2 separate regions of the Homo sapiens genome follow, and region 2 is linked to region 1. Evidence: read pairs that join two places in POLR2A ChIA-PET (ENCODE). Cell type or tissue: HCT116. All regions are shown on one strand. Links, peaks and the distances in the headings refer to the core of each region. The heading gives the core; the rest is flanking DNA. Region 1 overlaps PCDH7 (protocadherin 7). Region 2 overlaps PCDH7 (protocadherin 7).

Evidence for each region. ChIA-PET counts read pairs that join two places held together with the same protein. Peaks named below come from ENCODE experiments on the same cell type or tissue, not always from the same donor. Only the 100,000 strongest peaks of a DNase experiment are listed, where the experiment ranks them.
Region 2: POLR2A ChIA-PET joins it to region 1 with 17 read pairs; 3 of 35 experiments call an interaction of 5 or more read pairs at or near these places.

Annotation. Positions count from the first base shown.
Region 1 is chr4:30,831,444-30,847,697 of GRCh38, forward strand. The region is part of intron 1 of PCDH7 (protocadherin 7); the gene reads left to right. Among named protein-coding and RNA genes, the nearest start is that of PCDH7, 120 kb to the left of the region's middle. RefSeq lists an enhancer at 5,649-6,209. In HCT116, for the core only: no CTCF peak of the experiment used is centred there; DNase peaks (open chromatin) are centred at 5,928, 8,556 and 8,918; H3K4me3 peaks cover 2,507 bases; H3K27ac peaks cover 8,000 bases.
Region 2 is chr4:30,750,638-30,766,891 of GRCh38, forward strand. All of the region lies in intron 1 of PCDH7 (protocadherin 7), which reads left to right. Among named protein-coding and RNA genes, the nearest start is that of PCDH7, 38 kb to the left of the region's middle. RefSeq lists an enhancer at 6,300-7,499. In HCT116, for the core only: no CTCF peak of the experiment used is centred there; DNase peaks (open chromatin) are centred at 2,894, 3,574 and 6,954; H3K27ac peaks cover 8,000 bases.

The sequences.
Region 1 (16,254 bases), core at 4,626-12,625:
GTTTTAAACTGTATTAGATAACATTTGTAAAGTCTTAGGCACAAATTCTCAGATAAAGTCTTGAACATGGGTATTCAACAGATTTCACAAGCATTGCTTGTTTTCATTATGTAAATACACCACAAAACTATTCTTAGCGGATTAATACAAAATAAAACAAACAAAAAGGAAAGAAGGACCTCTACTCATTGTATACACCCTCTCTCATCAGGCTAACTCTGAACCAGGAAGAAATGCATTAGAGTCAAATTTAGCTATAGTTACCCAGCTAATGGTAGGATGATATAAGGCCTATTTTCATACCAGCTACTGAAACAGAATCTCATCTGTAAAATGGGCATAAACCCCCTTTTCATAGAGTTATTATTGATGAATATTCAATCATCAATAAACTTCTTTGTCATGCTCTGCTAGTCAAGTTTTTTTTCCTATGATGAGTTCTGTCTCTAATATTAAAGTAGCATGAATGATTTGTATTTAAGATATTTTGTAATTTTCATAATTTTGCATTTTTAATGTATGGCCACCACTCATTGAGATCTAGCCATATATGAATCAGTACTTAAACGATTCTCAAAAAGTAACACTTTAGAAAAGCACAGTAACTCATACATGACTCAATGAGATTTGTTCAATTTCTTTTGAAAGAAACACAGTTCACACCTAGAAGTGAGCTCAGCATCACAGGTTGAGGGAGACTTGTGAGCTTTCTCTTGCTATGGGGGAATGAAACCTGGTTTCGGCTAGAAAGGATGCAACCTATAATAACACAAAAACATCCCGTGACTCCACTGTTGAAGAATTTTGTCTCACTTATCCATTCACATGCAGCAGGAATGGTGCCTAATTTTTAGACTCCTGAAGAACTTCTTTATGTCTCTTTTTCTTTCTTGCTTACTTGCTTTCTTGCTTTCTCACTGTTGGATACATCTGGTATATTCTGAAACTAAATATCTTGTAAGCATCGACAGATTTTTGAATAATGTGATATTATATTAACTGTTAACAGTGAAGCCTGTTGTTCTTTCATTGATAAATATTCAGTGATCAGAGGCTCTAATGATTAGTGGTTATAAGCATGAACCAGAGCTTAAATCCATTTCTGTCATCACTAATATAGTGCCTACCTTGTAACAATGTTGTTAGGAAAAAAATAGAAGTAAAAATTTATCCCCTCTGTGTGTTTGTGCATGCACTTGTGCTCCTGCATGTGCATGTACTTAAAGATTTTTCTAGCCATTCATCCATTAATTTAAGTCAAGAAACTTTGATGGTCCTGTCATGAGCCATACACTGTCTAGATACCAGATATGCAGATATGAATGAGGACACAGTTCCTCTCCTCCAGGCAGTCCCTGTCTAGTGAGTAAGATGGATAAATATATTATCCATTAACTAATGTGATCAACGCAATAATGGAGTAGTAGATTCAGTGCAGCAGAACCAATGTGGCAGGTCGAAATACTCAGTGTAGGTCACAGAAGGCAGGCTAATTGCACTTTCTACTACAATATCTCTGTAGCAGAAAGGTGGAAGCCTGTTTGGAATCCAGTGTTAAAGTATAGACTCTGCTGGCTTCAAGCAATAAGAGCCTGCTTTGTGACAGTATTTACTGGACATTAAGGATGGGAATATTCAATGCTGGAGGGCTTATTTGGAATGTGTTTTTGTGTGTGTGCATGCATGTGGGTACACATGCTATGTCTGTAGACATTATAGTAGCATCCTATTGCTGTTCTAACAAATTGAGTGTCTTAAAACATCTCAAATTTATCTTACAATTTTGGAGGCCAGAAGCAGGAAATGGGTCTCAGTGGGCTAAAATCCAGATATCAGCAGGATTCCTGGAGGCTCTAGGGGAGGATATGTTTTCTTGCCTCTTTCAGCTTCTAGACATTGGCTGTATTCCTTGGCTTACAGTCCCCTTCCATCTTCAAAGTCAGCAGTGGCTGGTCATGGGAGTCTCAAATTCTTATCACTCTGACACTGACTCTTCCGCCTTCTGCTTCCACATATAAGAGCCCTTGTGATTACATTGGCCCACTTAGATAAACCAAGATAATCTTCTATTTTAAAATCATCTGGTTAGCATCCTTAATTCCAGCTGTCGTCTTAGTCCCATCCCCACCCCCTGCCACCACATAACATAGTATATTCATAGGGTACATGGGTAAGGATGTGGGCATCTTTGGGAGGAGAGTCTTTATTCTGCACAAAGGTGCAGCTAAGGATTGTATATCAGGGAGAAAATGTAGAAAATTAACAATACAAGGAAAGTACTTTACATCTGAACACGAGAGAGATCAGAACTTGAATCGCTTAAGAAACTGCGTTGTTACATGCACTATGTGCCATGATGAGACAGAAATTACGCAGATAATCAAATGGAAAATGTCATATAAATGTTGTATAAAGATGACGGAAAGAACATTCTGAACACTTTGTATGAAGGAAGGACAAGAGAGTTGTCTGTCAAATAAGTAAGAGGTGGTGCATTTTGCTGATAGGATCCCAAATCCAGTGTAGCTAAGAACATTGTTGCAAACTTTAGAGGTCATTAGAAATTTAGATCTACCCAGAATCTTTAAAAATGTGCCATTTTCCTTTATATTTCTTACGTGTTCAGTGAAGTCATAAGCTCTTTGATAACAAAAGCTAAAACATATAACACCATGTGCCAGGCACTTTTCCAACTGCTTCACAGGTAGTAATCATTTACTTATCACCAGGGCCCACTTCTAGGGCACTGGCCTAGAAAGTCACACAGGACCTTGCACTGAGAAAGATCCCCACTTGGTTTAATGGTTTGCTGTTACCATCTTGAAATTCTTAATAATTTTTGAACAAAGGGCCCTGCTTTTTCCTTTTGCACGAGGCCTCATAAATTGTATCATTGCTCCTGCTCATCACGATAAAGCAATATATCAGATACAATTATTATCAACATTTTGTAGAAGAGGAAATTGAGGCATAGAAGGGTTAACTTGCCAACGTCACACGGCTGTTGCATTAGAGAGCCAGGATTTTAAACTGAGGTGCTTTGAACCACTTCACTCTCCTGCTTATTTGAGATAATGTCTTCTTAAATGTGTCTGTTCCCCAACTATGACACACTGTCTGGTACATGGTTAGCTTTCAGTAAGTGCTTGTTGAACAGAATTATGTTTGATGGTCTTTGGTAAAAATGTTCATTTCAGTTTTCAACTAATAGAGATGAAAGTAAAAAAAAAAAAAACCTGAGTCTCTTCCAAGACATTTGTGTAAACAAGCAAAAATCAGCTTTTTCCCTTTGCATAGTCATATGTCTGAGGATGTTCCCTTGTTCAAGGTATGTTATTTATTATGTATTAGATTTATACAGCAAAATTTTCTGGAGAGATCTGATAAAATGACACAAAGCAATATTTTTCCACTGTCCTAATTTATCTTGAAGAAATTTGAACTTTATAAACATTGGTGTTATATATATATATATGTGTATATATATACACACACACACATATATATTCATCAATAAAATTGCTATAAATGTAAATACATGTGTATGCAATAAAGTGAGAATAGGAGAGCCATATATAATAATAAACCAGAAGGATGGGAGAGGTAGCTGAATTTGTCGGTTGTTACACCTTAAACAAATTTAATGCACATCTTCTGGGGTTTGCTGTGTGCCATATGCTAGGCAGTATGAGGGAAAATTCGTAATAATTGTATTAGTAAGAATAATAAAGTCATTCCCGGGAGCGCAGAGTCAGCAGATTGAGACAGGGATCCCAACCCCCGGGCCACGAACCGGTCCAGGTTCATGGCCTGTTAGTAACCGGGCCACACAGCAGGAGGTGAGCACAGGCAAGCGAGCATTACTGCCTGAGCTCTGTCTCCTGCCAGACGAGCGGTGGCATTAGATTTTCACAGGAGTGTGAAACCTATTGTGAACTGCTCATGTGAAGGATCTAGGTGGCATGGTCTTTCTGAGAATCTAACTAATGCCTGATGATCTGAGGTAAAAGAGCTTCATCCAAAAGCCATCTCCCACCCACCAGCCTTCGTTCGAGGAAAAATTGTCTTCCAGGAAACCGGGTCCCTGATGCCAAAAAGGCTGGGGACTGCTGAGCTGAGAGATCCAATCATATGGAGGTCTCATCAGAGAGACTGTATGGCAAAGACTGGAAGAGAGGGCATAGTAGGAGCACAAGCCCAGGGCTTGGACATTTTAATGATGATTCTATCAGTTGAAAACATGTAACTTTGGGCCGCTCACAGCCATTATGTATATTTCACCATCTGTAAAGTGGGGCTAATAATATCCCTTCTACCTACTTCCAGAGATGATGTAATTACTAAATGGATCCATAAATATGAATGCATGCTGAACATTTTTTAAAATGGGAGGAGGAGGAGGGAGGCATTAAATTAAGGTGTTTTTCTTGCACTAAGTATTGTTCCAAATAAGACATAGGCAATAAAATCACAACATATGAAAAAGAAGCCTTATTTAGCATGAAACACTGCTATATTATTTTAATCCCTACTTTACTACCTTACCTTAGATAATTCATATCTGGTGATTCAGATACTTGTTGGACCAAAACAAAGAGATTGAAGATGTTAGCAGTGCTAATTTATTTTCAGCTTTAATTCACCATGTTATGTAATCCATATTTGGTTGACTTGGATAGCTAATGGAGAGGGCAAAACATGAAGATGTTGTAAGTACTGACTTATTTGATTCATTTCATTATGTTATTGAGCATTTATTATTTATAAGGCATTATGAGTGGCACAGAAATAAACAAGATAAATAAGATGTAGTCTATACCCTTACAGAGTGCACAGTTTACTAGTGACAATGGGAATAAAATGTTTGCATACAAGACCAAATGTATTAAGTGCTGTGAGAGAATAGCTGCAAGGATCCACAGGAGGAAGTGACCATATGAAATAGAAAACCACGTAACTAACAATCTGAATGTTGTCTTTGGCAAGAAAAAACATAGTTTAAAATAAAGCAGTGTGGAATAAATAGAAAGTGTAGGAGAAGGTATTATCATTTTATGGAAATCCCCTAAGTTGCTTTATAAAGAATAACCAATGCTGCCCAGGAGATTGTATATGTTGGCAAATTTTTTCATAGCAACATTTACTGTGGCTTATGAAAATTTAAATTTCTCTCCTGAAAGTTTTATTGCAAAGAGGAATAGTTTTGAAAACATGACCAGGAGATCTAGGAGTAAAATAATGTTATGATAAAAACCTGTAGCCTGGAGGTTATCATAATGAAAAAAAAAATCTCACTCTAGCTGGTTCAGATCATTCCAAAATAGGATTATAATATCTGCAGATTTCCAACACAAGAGATGAAAATCCCACCACGAATACACCCATTTACATTCTTGTGACCTGGAATGACTGTCAGAGTAACTCATTGTTTTATTTCAACAGCCAAGCCGAGTGCCTTAGAGTTCATTATCACCGACTCACTTTAAACCGTACTGGCCAGCACAGTAGGACAGTTGAGGCTCCTCCTTGAGACACATATAAAACATGGAACATTGAGAAACCAGCTTTTGGTTGTCAGTATTTTTGAAAAGAGAGTACCACATGACAGATACACGAAGTCTAGAGTGGTTAAGAGTGTAAGAACTGCATCTTGTGTCTTTTTAATTTTTTTTTTACATTGAATCAATGATTGTATGATAAGTAGTGTAACAAAGATTTCAGGAGCAAATATGCACCAAAGCACTGGATTAGACCTGTGCAGAAATTATTAAAATTACTCCGGGCTAAGGGCTTTGTTCCTGCTGGCCACCTGCAGTGTGTGGTAATGCCCTTTTAACGTTCTATCCAGGGCCCTGCATGGACTGTCTGATTTGACATTGGACACTACTAAGAGGAGACAAGCATGCAGAGAGAGAATGATTAATGTAAGCCCTTCTGTAACTAGCCAGAGGCTTAAGGAATTCTTTTCTGCAGCATTCCAGAGATAATTGCCTACCACTTTATCTAGGAGAGTGTTGTGTCATTAAAAAAAAAAAATGGCATACTGTGACACCTAAGAGGTTGGTTATGTTACAAATAAGGAAGGAAATTAAAAACAAAATAGAAAATAGAGAAAAAAAAACGAGAATAGAGGGGAGTATGTAGAGTGTTTGAGGGAGGATGGGCATTGTCTGTTTCATTTGTTTTTGAGTTAATAAACGCAAAGGTTTGATAAATTTTTCCTTTACGTACCGACAAAGTTTCATGAATTCTCTGAAAAGTCAATGTTTTGTAAGTTGAAGGCAACAGACTTGCCAGCTGGAAACCTTTATTTTACAAATTAACTCTCGCTCTATTATTAATGTCTCTATAAATGAAACTCTAATATAAGACACTAAACAGAGTACATTTCTAAAAATAATTGATTTTATATATATAATCAATTATTTTAAAAATATATATTTATTATGTATATTTTATATATATATATATATAACATTATTGTGTTTGAATCCATTAATGTCTTATATGAGACCAATTCTGTTCCAATTTGGCATTAGCAATCCACAAGAGCATGTTAAGTTCCAAAATATTGTAGCGAAATATCTTCTTCATCATGCTGGGGCTGGGGGCTAGGAGAGATAATCGACTTCAGTTGTGTACAGAATGCCTGGGTGCTCCATATGGCCTATTTTCCATTGGCAAGTGAGTCCTTAAAATCTTAGGGAATTCTGCTACATATGCATAAATATTATAAATTAATGTTCTAATGTGCTTTGAGGCCCTTGCTGAATGAATGGCAGGCAAAATGAAATGAAAAATAAAACATTTTTTAAAGAAACCATAGGCATGTGGTTCTCCCCAGGCACTGGAATTAGGAATTTGATATACATTTTTTTTTTATTTTAACTCAATGACTAGATCCTTCCTTTTCTGGAATGAACTCTTGGGAGATGTACTTAAATTAGGCCTTTTCTTGACACCTTAGCATTCAGAAGGGGCTGTAATCATTCCAGTCAAATCCCTTGCCTCGTTCTTAACTTATCAATGTTTCTCAAACACATTTTAAAGGGTTTTTTTTCCCCCTTTTAAAATAAACATAGACAATGCATTAAGCCACGTGGAAGTGATCTATCAGAAAGCTTATCTAGAAAAACAGCACTCAATTAAGAAGCCAGTCCCTGGCTTTGCTAGAGCAGCTCAGGCAGCCCAAGAATTCTTTTTCTTTTTTTTCCGTCTTTGTATTTTTTTTCTTTAGTGAAGATTCAGATTGGTTCTCTCTATGCACATCCTGGAAGTGGAAAGAACTGTGGATCTTATTTTCTGTGGCAGAACAGTGATTTACAGGGAAAATAGTTCAACTGAGAACCACTAAATGCAGAAAGTCTAGCATCCAAGACTATACCCTCAGATCAGGGGCCAACGTTTCTTAGAAATCAACTCATCCACATGTTGAAAAATCTAACTAATTTATGGACTATAGGGAGAAAAGCATCTCCCTACTTTCTTCCTACCTTCCTTCCTTCCATCCTTCTTTTTTTAAGGTATTTACTTTGAAGTATTACATTAGTAGGCAGAGACTGAGTAAAATCAAGTAACAATAGAGCACTAGTATGAAAGGGCATCCTGAATTTATAATATTGTTTCTCCAATTAATAATTATTAAATATACAGTATATATCTATGTTATATGTAGTATATATAATAATCACAATTGCTATATATAATAATTGCTATGTATTATGTAGTATACTCTCTCTATATATATGTGTGTACATAACCAATTAATAATTACTAAGTATTTTGGACCTGAATTATCATTATTCATTAGTAGAGATAATATAGCCAAAAGGAATGAGAAGGGGACTTGTAGTCAAGCTGACTTAAGTTCAGTCCTCAAATTTCTTGGGCCTAATTTCTTCATATGTAAAACAGAAGTAACGATAGTTTTTATATAGCTATTGTGTGTAAGCTGCAAAATATGCTAAATACCTGGAATAGTGTCTGGCTCATGGAAATAATAAGTGGCAGCAAGTATGATTTCGTATTATGCAAGTTGAATAATAATTATTGGCATCCTAGGCCCATCCTTATGGGGGTCACGGTAATTTTTATTTTTTGCCATAGAACCTGTGATGAGAGAAATGTAACACTTACCCCAGGTCACCCAATAAGTCACTCTATGTCATTAGGACTTAAGGGTTTTCAGCTTCACTGTCTGATTTCAGTCCATTAGGCCACAAAGTCATCAAAACAAACCAGAAAAGAGCACCATCAAAAGCAAAAGTAATAAAATCAAAGGATCCTGGAGCAGTATTGTACTAAAAGCCATCTGCTATCTTAGTCTATATTCTCAACCCTCTTGAAATGTTATTTGTAAAGCTTTAAAAGGCTTGACTGGAAACCTTCATGTCTTTTTAAAGATACAGTATATCTATTGCTGACTCATGCATGCTAAATTAAGAATTGTAATATGGGTTTTTGAATATACATCAGAGAAATGCCAATACTTTTTCCATTGCCAAAGCCCTTAGGCTTTTGCTGTTGAGAAAGAGGCTTTATGATTAGCTAAGCAAATGATTAGTGCGACAGTAGCAATGATGATGAGTGTGTGTGTGTGTGTGTGTGTGTGGTTTTGTAACTGTTTGGAGGAGTAGGGGTAGTTGAACAAAATATTTGCACCACTGAAATGATAATAAATATTGGTATGCATTTCTTTTCAGTTATTTTTTTTTTAATCTAATGTCCTTATCTGCCTGCTAGGATTTCTGTGCCATAATCAGGTAGGAGAAAAAAAAGACACAAAACTGCTGTCTTAGCATTTCCACTTGACTTTGGTGCCTTGTCTCCCTGCCTTGCTCTGTCGGATGTCCTTATTCTTTCCACTTCTTTTCTCATTTGGACTTGGCAGGAATGCCTTAGCTCAGTGCCAGTGTGGTAACCTTAAACTCGCTTACTTAAGTGGCTGATCTCATCGCTTCCTTTATGTGGTTTGTGGGATTTTTCCCCTCTTTGCCTTATTACGTCCCTTGACCACCTTGCAGCTTCATCTATCTCATACTTCCGTTATTGTATTATCCTTTAAAAATAAAACAATAAATATTTAAAACATAAAGCATTTTTATGATAGTTGTGGGGGTAGATATTTTTATAGAAACAATAATGAGAAAAAAAATGGATTTCTCCAAGCTTTATAAAGCCCCAACTACGCAGAGGGCAAATTCTCAAGTTACAGGATTCTACTTGTCCTATTTCTGAGGAGCAGAACAAAATTTTTTTTGCAGATATTTTAAGAGATGGCAAAACAGGGAAGCAAACCAAAGTCATTACAAAAGCCTCCCAGTGTAGACCCAGCCATCTGCATATAGTTCACAGAACTCTTCTGTTTATTTATGAGTCGTGGAATGTGTAAAGCCAACTTCTAGCTGTAAAAGGACGTACAGTTGCTCTCATATAATTTCTTTGGCCCTTTTTTTTTTTCTGCAAAACCAAGAGTTTGCTTTCTCATATTCAAGGAAACACTGCCATGCATAAGGACCCAGTTTTTGGGAATTCCGATTCTTTTGCAAAAGCATTTTAAATGACAACTAAAAAATACACTTAAAACGTAAGACTATGGAATTTAAATAAATGCAACTGATCTTGATATATATATCTCGAAGCACTGCACCTGCCTAAAAATACTTTTTCATAGTTCTAATGTACTCTGTAAAAGAAACAGAATTAAATTGAAGAAAGAAACCTTCATTTTTCAGTATAATTTGGTTCTTTTCAAGATAATAACCTTAGATTAAGACAGTCACAAAGAAAGACAATGAAAAAAAGTCACTTATTTTACCTTAAGACTTCACAATTTGCTTCCTAGTAATATATTTTTCCGGAGGTTTTTATAGGGGAAATGATTTCTCAAATTTCATCTTGATATAATGAGTTCAAGGAACTAAATTGTTTAGACATTAAAAAATTAAATATCTCTGCCATTCTTGTTCTGTAGTTCTGTGCTCTATCTTTTCAGTTAAAAAGAACATTATGTTTTGCAGTCCAGCAACTTCTTTGATATGATGTTTTAGTTTAATCTATCTAAAGCATTACCCTCCAGACATTCTAAGAAACTTGTTTTTCTGACGTGATGTGATTTTGTGATCTCTTTGAAACATTTTCAGCCTTAAGCATTAAGCACAAATAGATGGAAATAGGTGGTAGCTTGAATGTTTGCCCTGTAAATGTGGGTTTGGAGTTACCCCCCTGTATATGTGAAAATGTAAAATAACACATATACCCTAGAATATAAGGATATAAACAAGTACTATGCTGGGCAAGGTCAGGGTTATCTAACCCTGACTTATCTTTGTCTCCTTATAATTTCCAGTGCATCTTGGCTAATATCTGGGGATAGTGTAGTTACAAAGGGGATGTTACCACCCTAAAAACTGAAAATCAAATTTAATATTCTCCTGAGTTGTCCATTGAGACAGATAATCCTCTGGTTTATACATTTAAGACCCTTACCACTAGAATAGGTGTCAGCAGGTTAATATTATATATTTTTTTAGGAATGTTGAGTCTGAGAACATAATTTCAGAGAAAGTGGAAGGAAGAAAGACAAAGACCGTTGGTCCCATGAGCTGGGTATGAGGATGAGAGGAGAATCTGATGTGGAAAACATATTTGACATTAATAAAATCTGGGCTCAAGTCTTCCACCTCTGCTCTTAGTATCAGTTCCAGCTATCTACAATATGATAGGCAGAGGTATAAATTTATTGGAAATAATTTCTTTATTACTTGTAATATTTTATATGGTGCTCTGTATATGGGGTTGGGCACCCAGAAATAACTTATTAAGGAGCACACAAATTAACCGAATGCATAGAAATACATAACTGGAACATAGTAAGATAAATTTGAATAAATGCCCAGTCATCATTTTCTCTGGGGTTCATATCTTTTTATGAATTTTATTGATATCATGTTCTCTTTTGAAGCACTTTTCACATTTGAAATTGGCAGTCTCATGGAACTGGATTAGTATCTGTCTTCTACACCACATTTTAAGTGCTTATAGTGGAAAGGACCAAAAATATTTATATGCATTATTATATCCCCAGAACATATAGGTATCTCAATAAATACTGTATTCAGTGAGTGGATGGATTGGATGGATGTGTGAATTAATGATGAAAGTTATACATGATGTGATATGATTACACTTAGTGTGGAAGGTGAGGTTGGAATGTGAACAGGTGGGGAAGGCAGGTTGTGAAGGATCTGGAACACCATAGGTATTAGCTTATATTCTGTAGGAGGCATTGAAAGAACTTTAGCAGGGAAGCTACAAGATAAGATTTACGGTTTAACAGACCACTGTGAAGGTTATATGGAGGAGGAACCACGAGAGGGACAGCAGCAGGGGGCACGTTGGATAGAGTACCTGCAGTAATTTTTATAGCACTCTTTTATTTTGCTCACAGTAGTGCTTACTACTCTCTGATATTTGTCTACTTATTCTATTGTTTTCCATCAAGTCCTGCTTATCATTCTATAAGAGAAGAAACAGCGTCTGTCTTATGCAATGCCGCAACCCTAGCAATTACTACCGGCATATGGTAGGGCCTCAATGTTATTGAATAAACAAATGACTTTTTTTTTTTTTTTTATAATTTGAGCATAGTTAGGGAACAGTTTATAAGTGTCAGTTGAGCTATATATTTTATCTTATTTCTACGAATCTTTTTTTTGGACACTTCTTCACATTCCATCTTTCGAATATAGAACTTTATTATTTATTTATTTATTTACAGGCAGAGTCTCACTCTGTTGCCCAGGGTGGAGTGCAGTGGTGCAATCTGGGCTCATTGTAATCTCCACCTCCCGGACTCAAGTGATTCTCCTGCCTCTGCCGCTGGAGTAGCTGGGACTACAGTTGTGCGCCCTGCTAATTTTTCAGTTATTAGTAGAGACAGGGTTTCGCCATGTTGGCCAGGCTGGTCTTGAACTCTCTACCTCAAGTAATCTGCCCACCTTGGCCTCCCAAAGTGCTGGGATTACAGGCGTGAGCCACTCCGCCTGGCCTGGAATATAGAACTTTAAAGAAAATAGACATAATGTTTCCAGTTGAGGATGTAGCGATTACTTGCAAAGTCTGTCACATTTTCTGATTTCTGTCTTTACTTTGTCAGTGTGTTTGCTATTAGACATAAAGCAAACAAAAAACCAAACATCTATCTGAACTAATTTTAACACTTTTAAATAACAAACTTGCTCTTGCACTACCTAGATTTTTTTTTGTGGTACATTTGGGCTGAGATTGCAATTTACCTTTTCATCAAGATTTGGATGGCCTCTTCTTATCAGTACGAAAATCTATTTAAGTTTACATGGACTGCACTTTCTCTTACAGACATAAATGACTTCACTGTGCCTAGGCATTTAAAATTCTTTCAAAACCTCAGGAGTACATCCACAGTGATGATTTCTCTGTGGGTTTCACTGGTAAAAAAATAAAATAAAAATAAAAAATAAAAGAAAAAAAAGTCATAGTAACAAGGAGCAAATGTCATGATCTTGACAATCAAATTCTGTTTCCTATTACAAATTACTTGCACTGTATGGTTCTCTTGCTTCCAGCGTCCAGGGAGTTTCTTAGCTGAAAAGTTGAGAATGTCAGATTATTTACATAAGTGGCTTATTCTGAGGTTATTGCTACCTGCTACCTGTGGATGCTTCACAAGCACTATGTTCTTGTATGTGGCATGCAGATGTTTCTGTTAACTCCTGTTAAATAAATATATAGGAAGTAAGCATCAACAATACGATCCCAAACTAAGAGTTTTCCTGTGTCATGTAATGTTACTAAACAAACAAATAAAAACTCATCTTATCATTGCAAAATTGCAAAATTGTCACTGTGGAAATAACAAATAGTATAATCAGCAATTTAAATTTTTTTCTTGTATACTTAGCTATAATTACCAGAAAAATTAGCTCTTCAGATATTTGCTTTTTAAGTCAATCCTCTGTGAACTCTGTGGATTCTAAGTTAGTATCGACTTCCACATACTTCTGTTGCCTGCTTTCTTTTTCATACTTGGAGCTTTTCTAGCTTTTTCAAGGAACAGCTTCTATAGTCATTTCTAAGGTAGGTACAGAGTTAAGGTGGTTAGAAAAAATTTATGGAAAGAAATAATCGTAAATCTCCTCCTCCAAATCAATTATTCACACAAACCACATTATTTACAAACATGTATATGTTTTGCTGTAGATATAGCCATCTTTGTTTCAAAAGGAATTTGAGCATACTGCAATCTGCATATTAATGAAATAAACTTGAGGGGCTGTGGTAGATATTGGAAAGAGAGCAGATTAATGTATGTGATCACTAAGGTTTAACCCTTCTAATTACATTCCACAGGGTTAAAATCAGGTGGGCTAGCCATGCCATCTCTTTTCTACATTTTGAGGGGGACGGAGGTGAGCAATACACCAGAAGTCTTTGAAAATCTGTGTATGATTTTGTCCATCAAAAGTGCATCTTTGAATAAGAAGGGAGTTTTGTTTTGGTTTTAGTTTTCTTTTCCTTCTTTCCCCTTCCACTGACACCAAAACCACTAATCTTCAGGGGAGTTTTGTCATTCCTTTATCAGTGAAGTTATTCTAAAGAGCTTAAATACTTAAGTGATTTCCTTTGGAGCAGTAATGGTGAATTATGCGGTGCTCTAATTGTGCTATTAGTTTATCTAAGCTAAAATTCAATCTACTTAATTTGAGGGTCTTATTACACAGTGGTTTGAAAAGGTGAAACACATTAAAAGGACATTGGTATTTTTAACAGGAGGTTTTAGCCTTTTCAGATGTTGTATTTGATGGAAATATTCTCTCTTACATTTATTTCTAATGTTAGTGTGAGATGTTTATTTTGATATGGAAGCATAACTTGGAAAATTTGTAGGAAATTTGCTTAGTATGCATTTATATGTTTTAACTTGTGGAGTTGAAGTTCCAGTTCTAGTAAAACCAACCCAACCTTATAATACATCTAAATATTATGTGAATTTGTTATGGAATTATACCACTTACATTGTGGTGTGCTTGAAACTTAAAAACACATGTTTTTAAGTTGGTGTAAATTTGGTGTAAAGTTACAACGCAATAGGAAATAGGATGGTTTACTGTGTATTCTCTCTTTGTCTTTTTGAAGACAAGGTCTACTTCTGTCATCCAGGCTGGAGTATGCAGTGGTGCAGTCACAGCTCACTACAAACTCAAACTCCTGGACTCAAGCCATCCTCACTCCTTAGCCTCCCAAGTAGCTGAGACTACAAGTGTGTGCCACCAGGTTAATTTTAAAAACTTTTAGAGACAGAGTAACATTACATTGCCCAGGCTGGTCTTGAACTCCTGACCTCAAGTGATCCTCCTGCAGCTGCCTCCCAAAGTGTTGGGATTACAGGTGTAAACCACCACACTTGGCCTCTCTATTCTTATTTGAATGCTGTGAAACTAGAAATTGATTAACTCAATACTATGTAAAAAGTGCTTAAGAAATTTTGAATTTTTGAAACTGAATTTTCATCTTGGAATTATTGGTAGTCTAATAATGGTAGTCTAATGGTAATAATGGTAGTCTAATGAGCAGCTACACTATTTATCCATACATTAAAATTTTACTTATAGTGATAGCTATAACTAAAACATGGTCTGAATATATCTATACCAGGGTTTCCCAATGTTGGCACTATTGATATTTTGGATCAGACAATTCTTGCTACGGTTTGAATGTGTCCCCAAAGTTCAATGCAACAGTGTTGATAGTTGAGGCCTTTAAGAGGTGATTAGGTCATGAGGGCATTGCCCTCATGAATGGATTCATGTTGCTATCACAGGAGGCAGTGGATTAGTTATTAGAATAGTGGATTTCTGATAAAAGGATGAATCTGGCCTCCTTGCTCCCCCTCTCTTGTACTCTCTTACCCTTCTTCTTCCTTTCATGGGAAGACACAGCAAGAAGGCCCGCACCAGATGCTGGCAACTTGATGTTATACTTTCCAGACTCCAGAACTGTGAGTTTTTTTTTTTTTTAAATAAACTGCCCGGTCTGTGGTATTATGTTATAGTAACACAAAATGGACTAAGACAATTATTACTTGTGGGTAGCTGTCCTGTGCAGGATAAAGTGTTTAACAGCATCCTTGGTGTCTACTTATTAGGTTCCAATAGTGCCACCCAAGTTGTGAGGATCAAAAGTATTTCCAGACATTGTCAAATATCAACTAAAAAGAATTGCCTGTTGAGAACTATTGTTTCTAAGGTAAATATGCAGTTACATTTTATTGTTGTTCAAAATATTTGCTATGCATATGTCCAGGTATGTTTAGCCTCCAGTTCTATGTGTAGAAATCAGGCTTTTAACAGACAGGATGCAGCCAGGGGCAGTGGCTCATGACTATAATCTCAGCATTTTGGAAGGCCGAGACAGAAGGATTGCTTGAGGCCAGAAGTTGGAGACCAGCCTGGGCAACATGACAAGACCTCATTTCTACAAGAAATTAAAAATTAGCTGGGCATGGTGGCATGTTCAAGAAGTTCCAGCTACCTGGGAGGCTGAGGTGGGAGGAGCACTTGAGCCCAGGAGGTCAAGGATGCAGTGAGCTATGATCATACCACTGTACTCCAGCCTAGGCAACAGAGTGAGATCTTGTCAATAAATAAATAAATAAGTAAAAAAAAAAGAATGCATTTTTTTAAAAAAGGTTTTAACTTTATTCATAATTTATAATGCTACTATCAGATTTTGTGCTTTTACCTCTTTTTTATGTGGTGGATTGACAGAAGACAGATGCAGATTTACACCCTGTAGCTCAAGGAATGTGTGAGTGAGAATCCACTATGAGTAGTGTTAGCTTTCTGCATTAGAGGGCTGATTCAAACTAGTTGTGTTGCAGGCCTCCCTTTGTGCTTCACACCAGAAGGCTTTAGAATAAACATTTGGCTGAAACGTCTTTGCAGGACTCACCCAGCTGTCCTGTGAAGGAACTGTTGCCCACATCCACATGCATTAATGTCTGACTTGCCAAAATGTTTGTTTGCCTTCACATAGACAAAGGCACAATGCAATGTGAATAGTATACAGTTAAATTATTACTTCTTCAGCCAACCAAGTGAACATGGAATTTTTTCATACATAAGATAGATAGTTTAGTGAAACTTTTTTTTAAAAAAGAATGATAGAAATTTTTAGTTGACTTTTGCTGAAATCATAATTTTAAGTTAATTTTAT
Region 2 (16,254 bases), core at 2,673-10,672, 83 kb before region 1:
GCATTTGTTTTTGCCACTTTCTACTGTATGCCCTTATCCATTATGTGCATTCATTAACTTACCAAGTTACTGAGAACATGCTGCATTCTAGGTACTGGCCCATGTACCGAGAATACAAAAAATGGTTATGAATGGTGCCCACCCCGAAGCAGCTTTAAGTGTAACGCGAAAGACAGTCATATGAACAAACTATTATAACACTTGGAGCATTTATATATAAAGTACTATGATAGAGAATGGAAATACTATTTTTTTTTCCAGGATGTAGAAAGTTCTTGCAGAATAGGTGATATTTACAGAGTTGTTAAGGAAAGGCAGGTACTTTTTGGTGCAGGGAAGGAAAAAAACGCAAGACTAAAAATTGTCCTGTGTTATGGTGCAGAAGCAGTGGACAATGAGGCCATAAAATGAGTTAGGTTTTTATTTCAAAGACTTTTTGTGGCCATGTTAAGATATTGAAACTGTTACCTCAAAGTGCTGGAGAATCGTGCACAGGTGATTTTGTACCTGTGCAAACTCATTTAATTAAAAACTACTTCCAACTTCTATAACCTTGTATGATATGAGCTTTTTGGAATTTTGTCTTTAAATTAAAATCTTTCAAAGTAACGTGGTAAAATTAATGCTGTGCATATTTATTTGAGTGAGCTTAACTCAGTGAAAATTTTACTGAGGCATTTTGATGTTTAAAAGTGATTACACTTAATACATATCCTTTGCTAGGCTATTTTGATTGGAGTGATATAGGATCAAAGATCTCAGAAATATTTCGAGCAAAAGAGTTCTTCTGTTTCCCAAGTATAAGCATTCCTTAAATCCTAAAACACATTGGAAAATATTTCTTATATCATTATCTTTTAGAAAACTGTGAAATAGCCATAGTTGGGGAATAGATTTAAGGAAAGTTTATAGGTTATATAATTGGATCCAAATATTATATTATGTGGATGTTCCTAAATTTGACAGTATTAAAATATGAGTATATATATATATTTTGCATGGTCTCTGAAAAGTTTATTAATCTTTGTGACCTCCACAGAGCTAGGTACTGTGCTTTGTAGGTGCTTAATAATGCTTTGGAACTGATATTGTAGATTTCACCTTTGGCTAGACAATTTTATTTTGAAGGAATTTCAACTTAATAAATATATTTTAATAGGGCTATACATTTTTTCCAGTAATATTTACTTGTATATTTCCCCTTAGTCCTAACAAATATTTTGAGAATGAAAGTAAGGAAAATATTTTCACCATGGAATGTCCTTCCTATTCGCTGTCATTTTTAAAATGGAATTTTCTCCTGTTTCAAAATAGTAAACTTGTTGCCATGATGGTTTTTAGGGTAGAATAAGATTTTTTCTCTAAATAATCTTAGACATAAAAAACTAAAAGAGCATGATTGTCATTGAAAAAGAATATGTCTAGGTAGTTCCTATCTTTCCACTCTTCCACGCTTCTTTACTTTGCTTTTCTTTATTACTTTTTTTCTTTCTTTCCCTTTTTTTTTCCTTCAAGATGGAGTCTCACTCTGTCGCACCCAGGCTGGAGTGCAGTGGCGTGATCCCGGCTCACTGCAACTTCCGCCTGCGGGTTCAAGCGATTCTCCTGCCTCAGCCTCCGGAGTAGCTGAGATTACAGGTGCCTGCCACCATGCCCAGCTAATTTTTCGTATTTTTAGTAGAGACGGGGTTTCACCATGTTGGTCAGGCTGGTCCTTCTTGGCTTCTTTGGCATGATGGAGCAGGTTCATGGATGATTTTTCCAACACATCTCACACCCAAGTAGGTGATACCAGGAGTGAGGAAGTAGTGACAGCTACCTGGTGTCTCCTCTTTTTATCCCTGAACCTGAAACTTGAAAGAATTTCATTATAATTCAGTAGTTTAGCCTTAATATTTCTACTTCTCAAAATAATAAAATTTCAAAGCTATCTTTTGATCTAAATGTGAGGAATGTTAACAGTGCACGTATGTATTAGAAGATATGGACTCTTACTTTTTTTTTTTTTTGCAAACTTTATAAATTGTTTTCTTTCATTGCTGAAGGTCAGAATCTCAGTGATTAATGGTGACTAAAGAAGTTTGTGACAGAAATTTAACCCAGATACTCACACATCCAGTCCTATCTTCCTCTTACCTGTAGGGGCAAAAAAAAAAAAAAAAAAAGAAAGAAAAAGAAAAAAAAGAAAAAAAGAACTCTGGAAAATGGGACAGATTTTATAACTAAAGATCAGCCCCACATATACTGTAGATATTTAAATAAGTGGTAATTCATTCTGCAAGGAATAAGTAAATGGCATATTACTGTAACCCAGTTAAAAATATTAGACTTCAACACGGAAGCATTTGAACTTGGTGTCATGGATTTTGGGAAGACCTGAAAGGAATAAGAAGTGTTGAGATTCCAGGAATCTTTGATTAAAATATATTAATGAAAGTGAAAGAGTTCTCAGTGGCTGGTATGGGAGATAAAATACCATAAATGTCAGCATCATGCCTGGGAGACCCTTTAAGTCGTTATAAACAATAATGGGCCTATGAAAGACAAGGTCAGAGTATTTCTCTTAACTTCTCCATACAGAGTCTTTTTATTTCTGGTACATATCTCATTTCCCTTCAAGTATCTCTAACTGTAAAAAGAGAGATAACCTTTACTACTTTCTCTGTTCTTGATAAGGAACCAGAATGAAAATGCCTCAGTTTATATACATGGTCGTGGTAAGCTGGGAACAGCATATTTTCTTGAGTGACAATATGGTTAAATTAGCAAGAAACATAGAAGTGTATTTTCACATAACTTGCACATATTGCTTAGTTGATGTATGAAGGTGCATTATAGGCAAAAATGAGTCATTTCTTAGGCAGGCACTTAGTACGTGCAAAGGCTAGCAGTAGCACGCCATATAAGGTAGCATTTCAGGGGCTATACACCCTTTGGATTTTTGACACAGGGCTCAAGGTAGATTTGGGCTAAGCTTCCATGGCAAAGACATGTTTTTGGCTCTGGTTGTCATTCAGTAAATATTTATTAAACCCCTTGACTGTTTTTAGCTCTGTTCTTATTCTTGTGAAGCTTACCTTCTAATTTTGAATGAAGAAGACATAAACATTTATTACATATGCAGTGCATTTTAAGAATTGTGATAGAGCCTTTTTTTAAGAATTCCTCCCAAAAAAATAATTACCAGTACTTTCTGATTTCATTGCACATATAAATATGGAATGATATTGGAAGAGAAAAACATTACATTTGTAACTTCAAATAAAGCATGAATTAGATTTGAATATTATGAAATTTACCAACAAAACCTTGATTTTATAGATAAGTGTTACTGATCATAGAAACTACCAGACATAACAGCACTGTATACTTTTAAAATATATTTTTATAAGTTACATTGAAACCCTATACACACGCTTCTCCAATTGTAGTCAGGTTGGGCGGTATGTGATAACTAAATTTTTATGAAGCAGGTAGCTTCTTCTTATCTATTCAAAACTGTCAAGATTTGCTGCAAACACTAGGTGTGTGTGTGTGTGTGTGTGTGTGTGTTTTTTCTGGAGGGAGGAGGAAGTAGTAGAAGAGGTTACTATTAGCCTCCACCATGACTCATTAGAAAATGTCCTGAAAAAAGTTTAGCTCTGTATCAGACAATATACAGATAATTCCCAAGTCATTTGTCAAGTGAAAAAGAAAAGAGGTTGTTATAATCAAGCAGCTCCAGGGACATGAGCAGAAGTGTATCACTTTATTATTTTCCCTTCTACCGAAAGCATGATATATTAATTTATTTTAGATTGTTTAGGGTCCAAGGTTTTCTATGCTTACAAAAGTTATGAATTAAAGGTCCTAAATTGTAAGTCCTTAATGTGAATTAAATTCACACCCAATACAGGAAATATTAGTTGGAAACAATAAATCTTGTCAGGCTCAAGGTACTTTTATTGCTGTAAAAAAAATGAAGGTCACACAATAATACTATTCAGGGAAATAGGTAAGACATTCAAAGAGATTCATCATTTTCTATATGACACACAGATACCCTTCTAAAGGATTTCAATATTTTATCTTCAATTCAGTTTGGTATTTAAATATTTTAAGTCAATCCTTTAGAAACTTATATGTACTTTTTTTTTGACATTATCTAATTACATAGCTTAACAAGTAGATGGGCAGTGAAGATTTTTGATGGGTGTACCTAATTGTTTGGCAATATTCAGATGGCTTAAACAATTTTATTTATAATAGAGCTTAAGGAAGTCCACATTGATGGGGAATCTATTATACGCCAGACTCCAGGCAAGGTGTGTGTAGGCTGATTATGCCATTTCATCCTTATGCTGCTGATGGATAATATTTTTATGGTTGTATTCACAGATGGAGAAACTGAGGTTTGGGGTTTAACAACTTTTCAAAGATCATACAGTGGCTAAGATGTAGAGCTGGGTTGGAACCTAGGGCTAGCTGACTCCAGAGCTTCTTATGTCCGTTTAAGATTAGTCACAGACCTCACCGAGTATCTCATCATATGCGTGCCATCCTATAATATTAATAGGGGCATAAAACTTACATGTGCTTGATCTTAGAAATTTAAACAACTCAAGTGTTTGAAAAATTACAGATGTTTCTCTGTTTATGAATAAGTATGGTGCTCTCCCTTTCTTCCTCACAATTTTGACTTGCCTTATAATTGCTTTTATTGAGAGAAATTTACAGGGAAAACCCTGTTATAAACAAACTTCTTTTTGGATCCTGAAAGTTGCATAGATTTCAACTCCTTGTAGTCCTTCCTATCTGCTCTTGACAGAAAAAAAAGAGAGGCCTCTAGCCTTGAGGCCTGAGTCCACAAAACATTTTTGTCTTCCTGTTTTCTCAACAAATACTTCTATAGCCACAAAGTAGTCCCAGACACTGTCCTGAGAGCTTTACAAGGGGGAGATTGACTCCTGTAGTTATCATAACAAGCCTGTGCAGAAAAAATGGTTACCATCCCCCACTGTCTTAGTCTGTTTTTTGTTGCTCAGGAATACCTGAGGCTGGGTAATTGATGAAGAAAAGAGGTGTATTTGGCTCACAGTTCCACAGTCTGTACAGGAAGCATGGAACTGTTATCTCCTTGGCTTCTCATGAGGGCTTTTGTACTGCATTAAAACATGGTGGAGGCCAGGTGCGGTGGCTCACACCTGTAATCCCAGCACTTTGGGAGGCTGAGGAAGGAGGATCAGGAGGTCAAGAGATCAAGACCATCCTGAACAAGATGGTGAAACCCCGTTTCTACTACCAATACAAAAATTAGCTGGGTGTGGTGGCGTGCACCTGTAGTCCCATCTACTCAGGAGGCTGAGGCAGGAGAATCACTTGAACCCAGGAGGTGGAGGTTGCAGTGAGCCGATATCGCACCACTGCACTCCAGCCTGGTGACAGAGTGAGACTCAGTCTCAAAAACCAACCAACCAACCAACAAACAAAATATATGGCGGAGGTCAAAGTGGAAACATGCACCTGTGAGGAGGGACTAAACCTAAGAAAGCTTTATAACAACCCACTCTAGATGGAATTAATTCATTCCCTTGGGAACCAGTCTGGTTTTGGGAGTGTAAGAACTCACTACCTCAAGAATGGCACCCCGCTGTTCATGAGGGATCTTCCCTCATGACCCAGACACCTCCCACTAGTCCTTACCTCCCAACAGCACCACACGGGGGATCAAATTTCAACATGAGATTTGGTGGGGACAAACCAACTATGTCCAAATGATAGCACCCACCCGGAAGATGAGGAAACTGAGACAAATACAGATTCAGTAACTTCAGGTCATATACTTAGTAAACGGTAATAATGGAACTTGAATCCTTAATGTCTGATGCTAGAGACCTTGGTCTCAACCATTACATTGTGCTGACACCCCGAATACGGTACAACCTCTTCTTATCTTTCATGTTTCTGTGCATGTTAAGAAAATTTTGCTTGTGTCAACTTAAAAAATGCTCAGGCTGTTTGTTATCCCTGTATGTTACGCCACTACCTATATTTCTCCTAAAACATTGTTTCATTACTCATTCTCTTCCTGTCTTTTGTTCAGTCTCTCTCCCCATTAGTTCTTGCTTAGATGTCTAACATCTTAAACATGTACCAACTTCTTCACAGCTCTCTCCCACCATAAAATGGAGTCTTCCTTTGTACGTATTTATTTCTTCATCTCCCTTTTGGCTGTGAGCTCACTACTCTCTGGCCTACGCCTTAATCTCCTTTTCCAACTGTTTTTTGCTAAGTCTCCTCTGACTGAGAGGCTTGGATCTTTCAGCCTTACTGTGCCACTGTTTGTAGGAAGCTCTGCTCCCAGAGCTTACAGTAACAGCTGTCACTATATCCAGGGGGTACTTCTACCTCCAAACAGTTCTACATCTTTTTCATCCTTTCAATGTCACATTCCCAAAGCTTCCATTGAGTTACACTCCTTATTATAGCAGTCACCACCTATCAAAAGAGCTTCTATTTTCAAATGACAGTTGGTTTCTGTATTTGTGCACAAGACTCAATGTGTAATGTGTGCAAAGTCAAACTCACTATCTCCCTGTAGCTGCACACCCATTCTGCTCCTTTTTCTAGGCTTCATCCTCAAATGTTCTACCTTTCATGATGCCCTAAGAGTTATTCCAAAAAAATAGATCTTGCTTTCTGGATTGTCCAAGTTGCTCCTGTGTGTAAAAGCCTTCAGTAGCACCAATAGGATAAAGCGAACACCGTGAGCAGGGCAGAAAGGCCCTTAGCAAATGATTATCAATCTGCATTTTCTGACTTTCCTCGCAGGCACTCTGCCTAGCCCTGCTCAGGTATGCTAGCCATACCTAGCCTATTTACTATTTGCCCAACAGGATTTCCCCTGTATCAGCTGTGTGCCTTTGTACATTCCTTTTTGCCTGTATGAAACATCCTTTGATCCTTCTCCATTTCTCAGAAACACACTCATATTTCATGACTCAGCTCAAATGTCACTTCCTATGCAATGCTTTCCCTGCCTCCCACGCCAAATGAGTTGTTCTCCTTCCTTTAGTCTTCATTCGACATACACTAATCACTTTGCATTCCAATTAAATTTTTATATGCCTATTCCCGCAATTATGTGACCTTTTCAAGAAAAAGGACTGTCTAATTTATCACTGAATACCCAACGTTGCATACATAGTAGGCTCTCAATAAAAGCTTGTAGAATGATTGGAGTGATCAGATTAGTGACTGAAAGCAACAAACATTCATATAATGCATATGTACATGCTCTGTGCCAGGCAGTGCTCAAGGTGTTAGGACGGGAAAGAACAGCCTTGCTAAAAATCACTGCTATCACGGGGAGCTTACATTCTAGTAGAGAAATGTGCATGATTAATAAGACATTGATAAGCAAAGTGTACACTTAGATGGTGGCAAATGTTATGAAAAAAAATGCAGAGACAATGTAGGGAGTTCTGAGGACCGTGAGGGCTGCAATTAGCTATCAAGAAAGGCCTTGATAAGAAGGTGATGTTTGAGAAAGACCTAAACTGTAGGAGGGAGGAAACCATGTGAATATTGAGCATCTCACCACACAGAGAGAACAGGAAGATCCAGGTAGAAACCTGTATGGGATACTTGAAGCCTGGTCCTGGAGACCAGCATGGTGGGAGAGGGGTTGGGGAGTATGGGAGTATTAGAAAGGAAGTGTTAGGAAGAAAGTTCAGAGAAGAGGTTATGTTGTGCATGGTTTTACCCTAAGTGTCATGAGATGCCATTGGAAGACTGGCAGACAAATGGAATACTTCATAGAATTTAAAACATTTATCTTACAGTTCCAGTATGAGCAGTTACTGCCCGTAAGTTTGTAACAATAGCTTTGAAAAGAGCATCGAAGGCTCTTGATATTGTGGTTCATTTTGCCATACATATATATTTGAGGACAGCCAACATTCACAAAGATAAAAACCACATCTCCATCTGCAATAGCATGACAGTTGTGTGAGCACTAAAGGGCAGATAGGACAAATGACCCTGCCTGCATCGGTGGACAGGAAGGGAGAAAAGCATGGCTGGGAATGCAGGTATTGCACTAAGTATTGCACTAAATTAACTACATAACTGTGGATTGCTCATTGCTTTTTTATATACTGCTTAATTTGGAAGGAAGAGAGTATTTCATATAATAAATTATTGATGCAGTTATTCTAATTGAGTAGGGTATTTCTTAGAAACTCTAGCACATTAAGATAGATAATTTTTTTGTTGATATGTGGCTTACCTGTTTTAATTTTTTGTATTTATTTGAAGAAGTGTTTTTTTTTTTTTTTTTTTGTGATACAGTCTCACTCTGTCACCCAGGCTGGAGTGCAGTGACGTGATCGCGGCTCACTGCAACCTCCGCCTCCCAGGTTCAAGTGATTCTTCTGCCTCAGCCTCCCGAGTAGTTGGGATTACAGGTGCCCGCCATGACGCCCAGCTAATTTTTGTCCTTTTAGTAAAGATGGGGTTTCACCATGTTGGCCAGGCTGGTCTTGAACTCCTGACCTCAGGCCATCCGCCCGCCCTGGCCTCCCAAAGTGCTGGGATTACAGGTGTGAGCCACTGCGCCTGGCCTCTTTGGGGAAGCTTTTTAAGTGGTCATGTCAAAGATGTCAGCATTCTTCTTTATGGATAAGAACAGAAATCATTCTGTTCATCCTCTGTCCGAATTTCTTGTTGCAATTTCATAGTTACTTTGAGCTCTACACTTTTCTGGTGAAATAGAATGAGTTTCTTAGAATTCGGTGAATCGGCTTTCAGGAAATTCTGGGAGTAAAGGATCTTTGAAAGACGAAGAAACTCAATTAAGCAGTCAACTTTATTCCAATCTGTGCTCTCAAGAGAAAGATAAAGTTCATATTTTCTAGGAAGAGTGAAAAGATAGAAGTTGAATATTAAGTTATTGGATGTCAGGGGTTTATCTTTGTGTGAAAAGAAAAAAATCTGTTTAGAATTTTTCTTCATCTTAGCCACAATTTCATTACATTATAAATAAATATATTGAAATGTATAAAATACAGCATATATATACACATACATATATAACAAAATCTTTCATTAAATGAAAGATTCATATAAATGAAATCTTTATTAAATGAATTAACAGTGGTTAAGTGCTAGATTATTTAAGAAAGTGCCACCATTGTATTTGTAATACCGGAATCTGTTTTGTAAGATTAGATACATCTTACATATTACTTTTTGATCATAACTCATGTGGCTCAAAACCCTAGGGTGATGTTTCTCTTGGTTTGGGCTCTACTCCCCAATTCCCTCATAATGAAACCCAGGACAATCTTTTCATGAAACCCTCCTTTCAAAATAGTGGCACCTCCTCTCTACATTGGAAATAGGTGGGCATGAAACATAAACACATATGAAAGCTACTGATAAGAAAAAAAAAAACTTAAGAAGTACGGTAGTTAAGCTTCAAGTGCCATTGTTCCTCTGCTTCTCAAGGTTAGTATCCCCCAGTGTTTCTACATGTTTCTCAGCCTTCTATCACAAAAATTTCTCCTACAATGCCTTGTCACAGCTCTTGCTGAAGGAATGGAACATTAAGGAGGAAGAAGTAGAGAGGAGCAGGGGAAGGCAGTCTTGTGCTGCTCAAAACACTTATCAAGGTCCACTTCCTACCCACTATCCCTAGCCCTTCAAGAGGTCACTCTTCCGGCACAGGGCACTTAGGCAAGAGAAAGAAATAAAGGTATTCCAATAGGAAGAGAGGGAGCCAAATTGTCTTTGTTTACTGATGACATGATCCTATATCTAGAAAACCCCATGATTTCAGCTCCAAAGCTTCTTAAGCTGATAAGCAACTTTAGCAAAGTCTCAAGATACAAAATCAATGTGCAGAAATCACATGCATTCCTATACACCAACAACAGACAAGCAGAAACCCAAATCATGAGTGAACTCCCATTCACAATTGCCACAAAGAGAATAAAATACCTAGGAATACAGCTAACTAGGGAAGTGAAGGAACTCTTCAAGGGGAACTACAAACCACTGCTCAAGGAAACCAAATATTTCATTATGCCATGTCATTTCCTAAAGGGCACCAAGACACTGATAAGGTCTCCCAACCAAGGGCATCTGAGCATGGCTATACAGTGAGATTTCCTTGAGTTTTGACTTCTCTCCCCTCCTTTGACAGCTCAGCTGTGTGCCTTACACAGACACATCTCCAAGAGTGAATCAGAAAGGGTCTTACAGAGTGGGGTGCCTTCTTCCCAATCATTCTCTTTGGAGTTCTGTTTACACCCTGCATTAAGAAAGACCCACAAGCTTCCATTCAACTTGAAAAATGAGACGTCTGTAAATTCTCCTTAATCTTGATGTTCACCATTTGGTTGAGTGCTTGCCTAAAGGAACTGCTCTCTGTTTAATAGGCACCCCTTTCTTGTATTGTATTCTAGTCTCATTAGGCACTAAGTAGGAATAGCCAAATCTCTCAGGACTTTTAGCTGGAACATCCAGATGAGGATGGGTTCTTGGCAGTACCTAATGTATGCAGCCTTAGGGAAATAGTTTTTAAATTCTTACCTGCAAAAGATTCACTAACAGAGCTTTTAGGAAGCGCAGCTCTCCTCTGCTTATCTCAGTCATGGGCCAGGAGCTTTCACTTTTACAAAGTACACTGGGCTCTTCTTATGAAAATACTCTAGAGTAGCAGTGTCCAGTGAAAATATAATGCAAGTCACATATGTAATTTTTAATTTTCTAGTTGCCTTATTTATGATTATTTTTAAAAGATGAAATTAATTTTAATTATACATATCATTTAACCTCATATATCCAGTATACTATCATTCAATATTTAATCAATGTAAAATTATTAATGAGATATTTTATATCCTTTTAAAAATTTAATCTTCAAAATCTGATATATATTTTATAATTACAGCACCTCATATCAATTCTTACTAGCCTTGTTGTAAGTACTCAATAATCATATAAAGCTAGGGACTGCCATATGAGACAGCATAACTTGGGATAATTACATTCAAATCCAGTAAATAAACCTGCAAAGTGGAAAGGTCCAAATTCAATCACTTGACTGTCTAAATAAGAATATGCTTTATTTTGTGTTGTCATGTGCTAAGTTCTTAAAATGAATAATATAAAATCTTACAACAGTAATATGAATTAGATATGCTATTTAATCTATTTGGTAGAGAAAAAAATTCTCGCTTTAGATGTCGATTTGCTCAAACTCACAGAGAAGTGAGAGACAGAATTAGTTTGATGTGACCTCAGAGCATACCTGCCAACCACCCTTGAGTACCCTCTTCAACACTATGCTTGTTTCTTGTATAATTGAGTGAAATTCAGGCTTTTCTCCAATGTTAAAGTCTTATACATGATCAAGGCCATGTTTGATATAAATATATAATAAAATAGAATTCAGAGATAATGTGACTGCATTTATATATTAATCCTGTATGCCACTTGACTTCCTAGAATTGAAATAAGCACCCTTGGAATGGAATGCTTGGGAGAATCGGCTATAAAAGCTGTGTGTTATTAAAATGCTGAAACTTTACACCAGTAGTTTTTTTCTTAGCAATTTTGTATTTCTTAAAATTCGCATTTTTTCCCCTGAGGCAATAGGAAACATTATAACAAATAATATAAAAGATCATTTAAGGATGATTATTCATTGTTTTAAATATATGAATGATTAGATAAATAACTAAACTGATCCAATATGCAATAAAACTATAAGAGCTTCAGTTTTTCAAGAGCAAGACTCTTAACATATTATCATTCGTTCAAAGAAGGTTATTTGTCGGAAGTTATTTACTCTTCTTTTCCCTTGCTTCCTGAACTCATGATATGAAATCTTCATTTATTTTAGTTCTAACTTGGCTGATTAAAAAAAAGGATTCCCTTTGCTTTTAATATTGCTGAATATTTGAAGATCGATTGAAGCTATTAAATTAAAATAGTTTACCCCTTGAGGATTTTCAAAGACCAAAGAAAATATTAGTTTAAATGGAAAGCATTAGTCTTCTATTATTACTGTCTTGGACTGGATTGCATTAGATCTTCAGAGTAAGGCAGCAAGTGCTTTATAACTGTAAAGCCAGTTGTAAAATGTGGAATTAAAGCAAACACAAAATCAAACAAACATGGTATTTCTCCCAATAATTATAAGTTTACTGGATGCTTATTTATCTGTCATTAGAATGGACATACAATCAGAACATCCCAAACTTGTTTACTCACTCCAATGAGATGGGCAGAGGTAAATGGCAAACAGCAATTTAAATATAAATATATTTAGCCTAGGCCAGGCATGGTGGCTCATGCCTGCAATACCAGCACTTTGGGAGGCCTAGGCGGGCGGATCACCTGAGGCCAGGAGTTCAAGACCAGCCTGGCCAACATGGTGAAACCCCGTCTCTACTAAAAATACAAAATTAGCCTGTAATCCCAGCTACTCAGGAGGCTGAGGCAGGAGAATCGCTTGAACCTGGGAGGCAGAGGTTGCAGTGAGCTGCCATTGCACATTGCACTCCGGCCTGGGGACAAGAGTGAAACTCCGTCTCAAAAAAATAAAAGCATAAATAAATATATTTAGCCTAAAATGGCTGTATTATTTTTAAATCTTTATTTTCTAATTCTGACTGTATATTGATTAGTCAATGAGTAAGATTTCTCAGAAACATATTGCTATAAAGTCTAACTACAGTTACAATTTTTCATAGATGATTCACCACAGTGATCTTTATCTAAACAATGCAGGGGAAATTATTTCGAATGTCAACAGCTCTCTTAAATTGGCCATATAAAATCATCTACTTATATGTAAGATAAACACGGAGGCTTAGAAACTTCTCAACATTGAGGTACATTCATTACAAGTCAGTAAATCAGTGTTTCACTAGCTTCAGCTGTTACCTCATGGGTATAGCTGTCTAGTCAGAAGTAGGAAATATAATCCCACAGTGCTCTGTTAGCCTGGGATTTCAGGATCCGTTTTGTTTTTGATCTCAGTATTTCTCAAATCCCTTTTCATTAATGATGAAATAGGGTCTCAATATCTTAAGCTACCATTTGGAAAGAGAAAAAGGAAGATTACACTGTTCACATCCTAGTCGTTTGTGTATCGTCTTCCGTTTCTTCTTACTTTACTATAAATACTTACTTGCATTTTGATATATTTACACATTTTGAACATTAATTCACTGTGTAACCTTTACTATTTGGAATGAAAATGAAACTGAGAAACAAGCTAAAAAGAGCACTGAGCAACTGAAAGAGGTGCTACCAAATGTATGTAGGAAATCTCACATAATTCACTGATGTCTAAATCCTCACTCGGAGCTTGTTTCTTTTCATTTAATCTATGACTGTACTAAATATACTTACTTTCCTACTCTTAACTTTGTTAAAGCAGCCAATTAGGATTTGAAAGATCCTAATCTTTCAGGCATTAGTAAGACATACATATTTCAATTTCAGTAGTAAATGATACCCATATGTAAGGAAAATATGTGTCCAGGAGAGAATCCTTACCTGGATTCGTAAAGTTACACACACTTCATTGACATCAGATGGCCCTGACCCAGCATATGTAGTATTTGTAATGATAATGAGTCTTCATGTATTCTGCAAGAATTCAGATCAAGGTGCAATGCGTTTAACCACACAAATGGTTAAACGTATGCTTAATGGGTACTTTACCATATAGTTTTAATTTCCATTAGCATCAACGAGCCATCCTTGTATCTAACTTTAAGTAGTGGTTCAGGAATATAGTTTTATAAACTGTTTATCATTTATCATTTATCCCAAGATATTTATTTATGCAACAGTGCCTAGTCAATTCTTGACTGAAGATTACCCAAACATGTGAAAATAAATGTTACTGTTAAATCTTTATATGACATTGAAAGAAACGAAGTTTGTAAATGCACTGTGTTAACTTTGAAATACCAGCCTTAGGTTTCACTAGATCTTTATTGGTATATGAGATGAAGACCTAAGTCTAATTCTACCTAATGCACACAATTGACCTGATTATATGTTTGGTGTTTGTTTGTTTGTTTGTTTGTTTGTTTGTTTTGACAGAGACTTGCTCTGTCACCAGGCTGGAGCACAGTGGCGCGATCTCAGCTCACTACAACCTCCCCCTCCCTGGTTCAAGCTATTCTCCTACCTCAGCCTCCAGAGTAGCTTGGATTATAGGCACACACCACCACACCCAGCTAATTTTTGTGTTTTTACTAGAGACGAGGTTTCACCACGTTGGTCAGGATGGTCTCTATCTCCTGACGTCGTGATCTGCCCACCTTGGCCTCCCAAAGTGCTGGGATTACAGACGTGAGCCACCGCGCCCTGCCTGGTCTTTTTTGTTTTATCTGTATTCTTGCACATATGATCTGCTTGGGAAATGTCCTTTGCAATTAACAAGGTTACTTAAGGGAAAGAGAGATAGGACTTCAGATGCTTTTTTTTTTTTTTTTTTTTTTTTTTAAGAAGGAAAGGAAAGTAGCACTTATGAGTTAGGGTGTCTCATTTCCTGCACATTGTTCCTGAAAACGACCTCGAAAGATTAAGTTATGATATAAGATAACTAACTTAAAAATGCCCTCAAATTCCACTTTGCCACCTAAAATCCAAGGGCAAAAAAGACATCAATGGCATCTGGTGACTTTATGCATAATGTTCATGGCCTTGCCGCCTGGAATAGAGGCTGTTAATTGTCCTCACAAGGATTTTTCTTTAACATTCTGGAATGCGTGTTTTAGTATTTTGGTGTGTTGTTTGTTTGTTTAGTCCCTGGTACCTTTAGTAGCATTAGAACCTGCTGTGCAAAGGTCTGCTCTGACTGATTTTGCACTTTCATGGGGTTCTAACTGCACTTCTTTTAGCAGAGACATTGGAGTAGACAGATAATCTATGGGCCAAGGGAATAAGTTCTTTTTAAGATTTATTTTCAAAATGGTATTTTCTAGGCTTACATTTCAGTGTCTAATTGTAAATCCTATGGTGTAAAAAGAAATGCAAGTTTTAAGTATGCAATGTGCCTCTGTATTTACTGTGTTCTCTGATGAGAGTGTGAGCTGTGCAGGTGGGAAGAAGGGAGAGCTGTTTTAATAGCTGAGAGAATTGAAGAAGGCACCAAAGGATTTGAGGCAATAATGACTTTGGATATTCAGGTTGATTAACTGGTACTTCCTCCCCCACCTGTCATTAGAGGTTTACTAGAAGGCAGTCGGTTCTGTTTAGGCAATGCATCAGTCAAAGGGTGGGTCAATTATCTAACCTGCATATTTATAATTGGGAGGGAGCAGGGAAGAGCCAAATTCCCTTAAGACGGAGAAGGGAACCAAATGTGACGCCTGGTAAGAGACACTAGTGGGCTTAGATAAGACGTCACAGGAAAAGTGGCTGGGGACACTGTGCCAGACAGATCTCTCCCATTAAATGTAGGGAAAAAAAAAAGGAACTGATTCTGATGAAAAGCCCCCTCTAATTGCAAAATGTCACTGTGTTATAAGTGAGATCTAGTATTATGACGATTCTAAATTTAAGAGAATATTTGTATACAGTTTTAAGATATGCAACCCATCCAAGAAGGGTGGTGCATGCCAGAAATCCATCTATTTGGGAGGCTGAGGCAGGGGGATCCCTTGAGCCCAGGAGTTTGAGACCAACCTGGGCAACACAAGAAGGCTCCATCTAAAAAAATTTTCTTTGAATAAGACATACAACCAAAATTCAAATTTCTATTACTATTATTTTTTCTTTTGTAAGAATTCACTTGAAAAGTGATTTGATCTAACAAGACTTGTGGTGTGCTAAATGACAATGACACATAATCTGGAATTTAATCTTAAGACAACTGCATTAGGGGGTAGAAGGAAACACAGATTTTTAAATCCATTCAACTGAGATACTGGTGTATTTATAGGCATCATATAATAATGTGTTCTTTGTAGAAGTACTGTATTATATCAAATCTCAAACATATATATATATATATATGTTTATAGTGTGTATATGTGTCAGTAAGACAGTGTCCCATTTATATTTTTAAAAAGCAAGAACAAAGTATTTTCTATACTTTAGACATTATTTTGATAGAAAATTACCAAAAAGGATTTTCTTAAATGTTACATCTGATTTATTTGTATTATAGTTACTGTCATTTTTATCACAGTCTCTTCAAATTGCAATATTTTAGAATTAATCACTGTATTTTTTCAAGTT